2 separate regions of the Mus musculus genome follow, and region 2 is linked to region 1. Evidence: chromatin loops called from intact Hi-C (ENCODE). Cell type or tissue: left cerebral cortex. All regions are shown on one strand. Each heading gives the region's core, and the rest is flanking DNA. Links, peaks and the distances in the headings are about the cores only. Region 1 has its middle 13 kb from the start of Nyap2. Region 2 has its middle 96 kb from the start of Dock10.

Evidence for each region. Hi-C counts contacts between places; a loop is a spot of excess contacts. Peaks named below come from ENCODE experiments on the same cell type or tissue, not always from the same donor. Only the 100,000 strongest peaks of a DNase experiment are listed, where the experiment ranks them.
Region 2: it touches region 1 in a loop (9-fold over the local background); 5 of 42 quality-filtered maps call a loop at or near these places.

Annotation. Positions count from the first base shown.
Region 1 is chr1:81,061,382-81,066,772 of GRCm38, reverse strand. No RefSeq gene overlaps it. Among named protein-coding and RNA genes, the nearest start is that of Nyap2, 13 kb to the left of the region's middle. In left cerebral cortex, for the core only: no CTCF peak of the experiment used is centred there; DNase peaks (open chromatin) are centred at 2,030 and 3,782; H3K27ac peaks cover 2,979 bases.
Region 2 is chr1:80,852,060-80,857,450 of GRCm38, reverse strand. No RefSeq gene overlaps it. Among named protein-coding and RNA genes, the nearest start is that of Dock10, 96 kb to the right of the region's middle. In left cerebral cortex, for the core only: no CTCF peak of the experiment used is centred there; DNase peaks (open chromatin) are centred at 2,096, 2,863, 3,581 and 4,474; H3K4me3 peaks cover 270 bases; H3K27ac peaks cover 2,309 bases.

The DNA of each region.
Region 1 (5,391 bases), core at 156-5,155:
AAATCTTTTCTAATCTGATTAAAGGGAATATCTTTTCAGAGTCTGGAGACATAGGTTTGCAGTTAAGAGCACATGCTATTTTTGCTGGGGATGCAAGTGCAGTGAGTGGCTCACAACCACTAAGAATTCTGCTCTAGGAGATCCAGTGCTTTCTTCTAGCCTCTAAGAGCACCATATTCATGGGGACAAAGTCTACACACAGATAAGCACAAGCATACATAATTAACATTTTAAATAAAATATTTAAAAAGGACAAAGCAGTATATTTTTACATGCTTGTCTAAAGCTGAAATTTGTATCAACTATATGCAACTAATAATTTAAATGATTTAAATTTTTAATTGATTACAGTGTTCTGTTCTTATAAATATATGCATCTATATAATATTTTCTAGGTATACTTATGTCTCATTGCTTATAGATAAACATAGAAAGAGTGGGTTAATTCAAAACCAAATATTCATTTGGTTCTCCTTCAAATTTTCTGCCTAAAACACATTAGAATTCTGGAAATTTTCTTTCTGTAATTCTATTATCTGTTGGCTTTGGAATTTAAGGGAGCCTTTCTGTGTCCCCCAAAGTCAGCCATTTTGTCACAACGTCTATCTTGGTTAATGAATCAGAATTCTTCATGACCAACACCAGAATTAAATCAACTTGAAACATAAAGCTGAGCTACTGAAAAATATTATTGTGGATTCATTCCATGATAAATCATGGCTCACATAACAAATGGAATGAGACAGGGTTTACGCTGGTGTCAAATAGGAATGACTGTGACTTGGGAGAACAAACTCAGGTTACCCTAAATATTCTATTATAGTGCGGTAAGATTTTCATGATGTTTTTAAAAGAACAGAACAAAGTCATAATTCAAGATAGTTTAGAAGTACATTGGTGTAACAAGGCAGTATACACTAGTTGATATGAGGTTCCTAACACATAGACAAGCAAAAGATCACCTGGTCTGGCATCAATGAGAGAAGAGGCACCTAGCCCTTGAGAGACTTGAGACCCCAGGGAGTGGGGAGGTCTGGTGGGGTGGGGGTGGGGACATCCTCTTGGAGGCAGGAGAAGAGGAATGGGATGAAGGAGGGGGATAATGACTAAACTGTAAAAAAATGATTTAAAAAATGCATCTGTGTGAACATGAGGCAGATAGTAAAGTGGAGACATCTCTAATACAGGCATCAGATGATATTTGATGACATTCTTAGCCTTTGGGTTGGTGTCTGCTAGAAGTGTTACTAAATTTTAAAATATTTTATTTAATATTTATATATGCACATTATGTGCTTTGAACAAATTTATGCCCTATCCCTTCTGTTCCATTTCTTATCAATCCCTTCTACTACTTTTTTTTTCCCAATTTCATATGTTTTTTTCTTTCAATTTGTCATAATACCCACTGTGGCAATTCATTGCTATCTACATATGCACATGGTTGTGGAACCCTCTAGGAGAGCATGGGTGCATCTCAGGGCCGGAACCCCGATGAAAACTTGTGTTTCCAAAGGACTTATTTATAGTTTCAAAAATAGATGTTATTCAGATATGGAAGTGAAAATATCAAAGGTAGCCCAAGATAATATGGCTCCGAACTTGAGACATTCTATCCCTCTTAATTACTGATAATTAATCAACCCATCAGCTCTGTAGAGCCTTTAACACATCCAGCTCTCTTCTCTGGGAAGCTCATTTCATAATCTCCTTATCATTCATCAGTGGCTTGAGCAATCAATGGTAAGAGCCTGGGCCACATCATTGAGAGCTAAGTACAAGACTCAGGTACAGAGCAGAATGCCTTGAGTACTTGATCACATTCTACCTTCTTCCTCCTCCCCCATCTTAGCTTGAGTTCCTTTAAATACAGAGGTAGGAAGTGTGAAATTTCTGGCCACAGCAGTTTATTAGACTCAACACCTCTAAACAAACATGGTCATGGTGCTTGCTTCTAATTGGAACTCTCCATTGTTTGGAATTTCAGCAAGAAGGGAGAAATAACCTGAAGCTTGCATGAATCATCACTATCCATATCTTACCAGTCAGAATTAGACTTGTAGTCAATTTTAGCTGTGCTAGAGACTTAAAACGTTGTGTTAACCAGGACAGACATACATTTAAAGAGCCATATAAATTTTAAAGGGCAACTAACACTAGATAATTACTGCAGTGCAGACATGGGAACAGTCCTAGTGCTGGGGGGTGGCAGTAACTGGAGCAGAAACAGAAGGGATAAAAGTGAGTGGGCTTCAAACAAGACAGGGAACATTAGAAGACGTACTGTCAGAAGAAGCAGCTATTTTCTTATTACAAATAAGGCTTTTACTTTCAAATTATTTTTTATTTAGCTCGATAATAAAATTGAGACAAAAACTCTTTCTGTTATGATCTCTTCACTACATTGTTTTCATTTTAATCCTACAAGCTAAGCAGTATAGCTTCCAGGGAACCCAAAAGCTTGTTTACTTTCAGAGAGAACCTTTCCTTCCATTAAAAACAAACAGAAACAAGCAAACAAACAACCCAAAATCTTGGATCTAGAAATGGACCAGAAGATGTGGGCTAATAGTAGCATTCACTGCTGCTCTCACAGAAAACATAATTTTAGTTTCCAGCATCTGGGTATTTTGGTTCACATCCACTTGTACCTCTTGTTCCAGGAGCATTCCCTGCCTCTGACCTCTTTGGGGCCTTCATTCATGTGCACATGAGCCCATCATGCCCCCCATACATACACATAATTAAGCATTTAAAATAACTTCTTAAAAAACACCTGATTTTTTTTACCAAAAACTTCTGCTTAAGAAACTAAACATAGTGCTCTGTAGTGATCCTCACTGGGTGAAAAGCAGGATATCTGGTGCAGAATGGTACCCTGGAAGAAATGATGAGTGGAAACTGCCTGTAAAGCTGTGCTGACCACCTCCTTTCACAACCTGACTCCTTCTGTCACCCCTAATCTGGTCTTCCTTTCAATTACTGCCTCTTTGCACCCATTAGGAGAAAGAAGAACTCTGACTGCTATGTTTTAGTTGGATTTTCCCATTGTTGTGATACAACAGTGACTAAAACCAACTCGGAAAGGAAAGGGTTTATTTTGCTCACAACTCACAGTCCACCATTAAAGGGATCCAGACCAAAAAGCCCAGTGGGAACCTGGAAGCAGGAACTGAAGCCAAAAGCATTACAGAATGGTGTTGTTGGCTCACTCAACTTTCTTTCTCATACAACTCCAGACTACATTCCAGGGTTGATGTCAAAGTAGCCTAGGCCTTCCAACATCAATCATTAAAAAAACAAACAAACAAAAAAAACACAAAAAAGCAAAAAACAAACAAATAAACAAAAAACCCTCACTGCCATTGCTACAGGACAGTCCATTAAGACTCCCTCTCACAGGTAACTGGTGTGCCAAGTTGACAAAAACTAGCCAAGATACCCTCATGAGTAGAGATGCTTCCTTCTTGTAATGCCAAAGATACAATCTAACAGAGACCCCCACTTTTTAAAATTATTATTATTATTATATCCTCCTAAATATCTTTGCATTTAAAACCTGAAGAACAATCCCTGATATCACCTCCTACCAAAATATCTATTGTATATTTTAACTGGGAGAGGATAGCTGCCATGTAGCTAAATTGGAAGCATGGGTATTTTTAGTGCTTGGTGAAAAGACTTACATAAAGAACAACTCTATTCACTCTACTGGGATCTTCTTATGTAAAAGGCCTGGCATGAACGTAAGGTATTATTATGACTATAAAAGCTCCTCACTCTGTAATCATAAGAAAGGCAGTACTATGGAGAATACCATGTAGTTGCATGGCAACTGAATCCTTGTGGAGTTAGTTACCATGCAGAAGAGATCTTGTAAGTGTTTCAAATGAGTCCAGCCAAAAAGAGCACCCAGACCGAAAGAAGATAAGCACCCACTTGTTGTCCAAGGACATTTCCTCCTGGTAATTTCATAGACTTGAAGATGAAGGTGTAGCCGCTTCCTGTTTAGATCTTCAGTACCAATTAAGAGAGCTTTGTTGAACAAATTTTTCTTTCTTCACTGTGAAAACGCGAATGCATGCACATGATTGCTTGTAACGTTGGTATGTCCATAGACCTGGCATATCAATTCAACATGTTTCTGGAAATGAACATGTATTCTGCTGACATGTAAGGTGGGTCAGACATCCTTAGATTTCCTTCTTAGTTATAAGTAAAATTCATGTGTGCTTTAAGTTGGGCAATTATTGTATTTTACTTGCCTACATTCTTTCTCACCTTAAAAATTAATAAAAACTTTATTTAGGGGCACTGCTGGTCTGTGTTAAGGGAGGGCAGGTAACTGACACACAACCAGTTGCTATATGCTGTTTCCACAGTTGTATCCAATCTGCATCTGGCTTAAGGAAATCATCACAGCCGGTCCACATAGCCTCCTATCAGAATCTCAGGGAAAGAAGACCTTTTCTGCAGCATGAACTTACTTAGCTGGCATCTCACTAGGAGGCGGTGGCTTTATAAACCGTGTGTGCATAAAACTTCCAAGAGAGAAGCCATAATGGGAGTGCAAGGCGTCTCAGTCACCAGCCCACCAAATGTGACTGAATTACTAAAAGATTTGGGCTCCTGGAGGAAAGATCGAATATTCCCAGATGGAACTGAAAAAGTTGTTCAAGAGCCACGGGTGCTGAGCAAGAATCAGCGATAGAAGCAAGGTGGTCAGAGCCTTGACAAAGAAGATATGATCATGATGAAGCATCGCCTCAGGAAGTAGGTGTTCAGCTCACTTCCCAATAGTATTCTGACTGGAAAGAAGTGCAGACAACCCCTGCAGCACATCTGTTTTGTCCTGAAACAAAAAGCAGCTATGAAAGGAGAAACCCCTTCAAATCCAACCAGAAGGAGTCAGCCACAGCCCAAACAACAGAAGAGGATACCCTACCTCAAGATGAGGAAATGGCAGATCCTGAAGCTCAGAGAAAAGGCCCAATTCTCCCACCAGAATATTCTCAACTGACTTAAGCTAGGGCTGGTGCTGCAGATCTGTGATCCCAGCTCCTTGGGAAACCAAAGCAGGAGGATTCTGAGTTTCAGAATTGCCTAGGAAGGTTAATAAGACACTGTCTCATAACTAAAGCAAACAACAACAAACAAAAGAATTATGAGTGGTGGCCATGTATACAACTCAATGGCACAGTGCTTACACAGTGTGCATGAGGGGAAAGGTTCAATCCTCTATGATACATGAGGAAAAATAAGGCTTAAATGCATCTGTATGAAGTAAGAGGAATACACTAGCCTGCAGAAACATAACCCTTACAGATATAAGATCAGCTACTCCCGTTTTCTACTCTTTAGGCCTCTTGTTCTTAGGCTCTATTCATGCCA
Region 2 (5,391 bases), core at 338-5,337, 210 kb after region 1:
TCTCCAGCACCATGTCTGCTTGCATGCTGCCATGACCATAATGGACTCAATTTCTGAAAAGGTTAGTCAGCCCCAGTCAAATGTTTTCCTTTGTAAGAGTTTTCATGGTAATGGTATCTCTTCATAGTGATAGAAACCTTAACTAAGGCAAGTCATAAGACATTCTTCGTAAACTGGAATCATTGGACACATGAGCAGCAGCATTACATCATGACCTGCAGGAATTATATAAAATATCAGGCTCAAACTTGTTCTTGGGTATAATTAAATTGCATAAGCAAGAGGCTCAGGCTTCCATGGCAACCACTCCTACAACAACTACTCCACAGTTCTCTGTACACCAAGGCTATGTACCTATAGCCCCTACTCAGTTATGTCTCAATATTAGATACTGAAATTCAGTCTATGAGCACGAATACCTCTCTGTCTCTGTCTCTCCCTGTCTCTTTCTGGCTTTCTCTGTCACTCCCTGTCTCTCTTTGTCTCTTTCTGGCTCTCTCTGTCTCTCTCCCTGTTTCTCTCTGTGTCTCTGTCTGTGTGTGTCTGTGTGTGTGTCTGTCTTTGTGTCTATCTTTGTCTCTGTCTGTCTCTCTGTGTGTCTGTGTGTGTGTGTGTGTGTGTGTGTGTGTGTGTTACTCTCATTTCTTAGGTATTCTAGAGAGATGGAGGACAATATCATATCTCTTCCATTATGAAAAGGACTACAATTTCTTCCCCCTGGTATAGGCAGTTATTGTGTTTATGGATTTGTCTTCCTTGGCTACAGAGCCTCTTTCAATATCACATCTGTGAACATAATGAGATGGGATGGTATTCAATATGGCCAGGAGTCCAATCAAAGAATTTCTTGCACAAAAAATGAATGGGACTTGGCAGTGGATGACCCCATTTTATTAAAATTAACTGTTGTTACATACCCTCTCAAACCAATGGAGGACACCTGAAAGAATGTTCCATACTTCATCAAAGATTCATGTACTATATTAGCACGGTGCTCATTGTAAGCTCCTGAAGCTGGTCTAAAAAATGATACTGGAGCATAGACAGAATGGATGGGATTAGAAAGCAAGGAATGGCAATAAGAGAGGTTCTCCACCCCCATTGATACATATGAATCTAATAGCCATGTTTGCTCATATTATTACCATGGCCTTAGATGGTATTTATTAAGTGTTCACAACTTGCAGAAAAAGAATGGTCCATGTATTGAAGGTCACACACCTGTAACTGATACTTGTTGTACCCCTGAGATACATGTTAAGAAGTGATTGATACTGAATGCCAAAGACAAGAGGAGTATAAGCATGCAATAATGTCTATGGAGGCCAGTGAGTTCTATGGGGAAATGAAATGGAAAGTCATGAAACTATAATAGAGGCAAGATGGCTAATGGCATGGAATCATTACCAGCCACCTAATGTCCTAGTCTGAATGAGACAAAGCATTTAAAGGTTTTTTCTCTTTATATAAAAAAGGGTATTTCTCTCTTCCTTGTAGTCACTGTAAATAAGTTTTAGTGTTCATTCTCTGAACCTGATCGAGATTCTCCAACACAAAATCCTTTCAAGTTAAGGCTAAATGAAATGTTAGGAATATGTTCCTAACTTAATCACATATCAAATCATGCATATGAAACTAAACATCCATAAACAATCAGGCCCAAAACTTATGTTCCTACAAAGTCTAATCCTTAAGAATGTTTGTTCTCTCCAAAACTGAGAAACTGGGTCATCACATTATTACTTATGACTATAGTCAGGAAAAAGAAGGAAAGTATTTCTACCCTTCTATTTTCAAGGACTTTTGAAAGAATATAACTATGAATCCTCAGCTACCAGTTGTTCTCATCTGACTCACCCAAAAGCTTTAAGTGACTAATGTGTTGATGATAGTGAAAGTGACTCCAAATAATGAATATAGTTACTCACTCATGAAGCCCTCATTGAGGCAAACAAGCTCTAATGATACAGTAAGCACACATGATAATTGGACCCCAACGCACAGAAATTCAAAGAGCTGCTAGAGTTGGTAGTCATTGTTTCCATTACTCAAAGTCTAAATGTTCTCAGTGATGTGTGGGAAGAGAAATGAGTATCTTGCTAACAGGGCAGTGAGGGTACAGCTTGAAGGAAATGTATATGAGTCAATCTATGGTCCAAGTCACAGCTGGCTAAAAGCCATGTAAATGAGAGGAAGATAGGAGGCCACAGACACTGAAAAAAAGCAAAAGGGAGAGGGGTTTTCAGGAAACAGCACACTCTCAGAACTTGGGAGAGTGGAAATGAGAAAGTACAAACAGGAGGTTGGAGAGACAAGAAAAATAGCTTCCCCACCCCCAGGAATGTAATCCAATCCCAGGAAGTCAGCCCTAAATATGCATAAGAGCACTCAACTCTTATGTATTGTAAATATACAATAAATACACTCAGCAGGCTATACTTACATGTTTACGTGTGTGTGTGTGTGTGTGTGTGTGTGTGTGTGTGTGTGTGTGTGTGTGTGTAAAACAATAATAATTAAAGGAAAAGAGGTCATTATGAGTTTGACATGTAGGGGGGACATAGGAGAAGTTAGTGGGGAGGGGGAGAGAGCAGTGCCAAATCATGGAAATACAGTATTCATGCTCTAAATTCTCAAAGACAACATTCAAAAGGAAAAAGTAAGGACACAGAGACAGTAAGCAAGTTGAAATCCCAGCATTGGGGAGAAAAAAAGGCAATTAGAGACAGCTACTGCAGAAAGGAAAAGCCTGAGATCTGCAGCAGGTGTCCCTGCTTCCCTCTCACCCTGGAGGAAGCCAGAGAGTGGAACCAGGCTGCAGACTGCAAATGATAACAGTGAACAGCTGGCAGCATAAGGGATGCACTTATGGGAAGCAGACACGGTTCTCTGGCAAGGGGACGCATCCCTGCAAAACCGAGCTTCCTTGTAACACTACCCACAAGGTCCACATTCATGAGCTGTGCTCCAAACAAGACCCCGTTATAATGAGTACCTTTGTGAACACTTCCAAGAGCTCCAAATGTCCTTGGAGTGAGTCCAAGGTAGCCCCGATGCACGTAGCATTTTAGATATCATGTGATGCTGTGCTTCTACTCTATAAATAAGAAATTCTCGATGCAGCCACATGCAATCACACTGTACTGAGTGTATGATAGGAAAACTGTGTTTATCTGACACAAACCGTGGGGTGAAATGATGATCCTTTTGACAGTCTGGACATGCAGGCTGTAGAATACAAGGCAAGTGTCTGGTTAGAATTATATGTGGACTCTGATGATAGACTCCTTTTCACTGCAGAATAGTTGTAGCCTGGATGTGAGCTTAAACTAAGGCATACAAATTAGCTTTCAGACAGGGTTTACTTCTGAAAAAAAAAATCCCTAAATATATAATTTACTGGTGTAAGTTAGCAAAAGCTTTTTCTGTAACAGAAGCAATAGGTTTTTTCTAAGTTTCCACCTGACCTATTTTCTCCCATGCACTCAAGTCCCAGTGAGTCCATAGTGGCTGTAAACATGAACATTCAATCCTAAAACCACACCCTGCTCCTCTATTGATTTTCTGTGACCACCAGTCTTAGAGGAACTCAAAGAAGTTTGAAAGAAGCCAGATGCTAGATCCTGAGCAATGGTGGGTTTAGCAAAAATGAAAGCATATCTTGGTACCAAGTCAGGATTGCTCCACACATGCAATCCATCATTATGGTAATATTTGTCAAACCTATTGATTGGGCTGAAATTATTCTCACAAGTATACCCTCCAAATTTTAAACTTCATATTAGCACTATCGGTAGTCAAGAATTTCCACTAAGCCTCTTTAAACTGGCAGCACTTGAACTGCTACCCATGTTTATGCAATATGTGACCAATGTTGTGACTGTATTAATATTTGTTTGAAATTAGAAAGACCACTGACAGATTTATGAAAAAGGCACCTAGAAAGCCTATGCCAGGTGCTTGGCAGCCTAGAAGGTGTGTGGCAGGATGATTTTACCACTTGCCCTGCACTCACTACTGAACTGAATTCATGGAAAACTTCTGTTATGGCCCATGCTTTTATGGAAGGCATAATCCAATAAGCCACATAACGTTACTCTTCCTCAACCATGAAATCTGAGCTATATACCTATCTATGCCAGATAACTGTGTATGAGTAAGTCAAATACTCAGGTCATAGGATTTAAAAGAACAAGCTAGAAAAGAAGCATACCTATTTCCCACATATAATTTAATTTTATGGTGAGTGTTCTCCTTAAGTTATATGCAAGATAGCGGTCTCCTCTGAGATTCAGGTCAAACCAGACATTATCCAAATGGCATCAGCAGGGATCCCAATGGTAGAAGGAGAGGTTTTCAGATGGCAATGGCCTTACAAGCTATTCAGAAATCCCATAGAGCACTAATCGCCAGTGCAGCTGTTGTTGCTATAGGGATGGACTCCTGTGAGAACTCCATCTGCTACAAGAGGGACAGCTTGGAAAACCTCCTCGCAGGTCTTAAGAAGAAATGAAGCAAACAAATGACTCATTTGGTTAGGAAGGCTGGTTAGGAAAGCAGCTATTTCAGCAGATTCCAAGCATATGCAGGACACAAATCTTTTGTCCAAGTATAGCAAAAAAATGCTTTATTTCATAATCAGTAGCAAACAAATTCAAATTTCAATTACTTTGAACAATTGAATGTTAACCAAGTGCAATGTTTTGCAACTCTTTCATGTTAAATTTAGCAACTGAACTTTTATTTAAGTATTTAATCCACATTTTCCAGGGCAATTAATATTAGCTTCCAAACAATATTAAGAGCTCATTTAACAGGACCATTTTGAGAAATGCAGCACAAACAGCCTTGCATGTTATGCCCATATGGAATGTAGGACCATTGGCCAGACTGAAAAAGATTAACTCAACTCTGTCTGCAATATATTTTTGTCCTTACCTTTTGATACTACACAGATAGATTGGTAGTAAATCCACATTTGTACTACTACTTTGAAACTCATCTAAACTTCAACTAAAATAGCATCTGATAGAGAACATTTGGGGAGAAATTAAAATCCATTAAAAAAAAACCTTAATTCTTATCCAAAACCCAGGATCCTAAAAGGAAAATGGACAGAAGAAGGATGTTGGGGGGTATAAAATATTTGAAGATATGTGTGAAAGAAGCCACTATTGTGTGTTATTAAACTCTCTCTTTGCCTGGTCATTTGTTAGTAGAGTCTAACAGCTGCTGACTAACCTACTTTGCATTCTTTCTAAATGTGAAATTACACAGATCAGTAAATGCAACAGGACAAAATTTTGATAAACTGGATCCTCAAGGAGTTTCCTAAGAAAAGAGCATCTCTGCTTGAAAATGACCTTTCAGACTCTGGCTCTTCAACAGCCT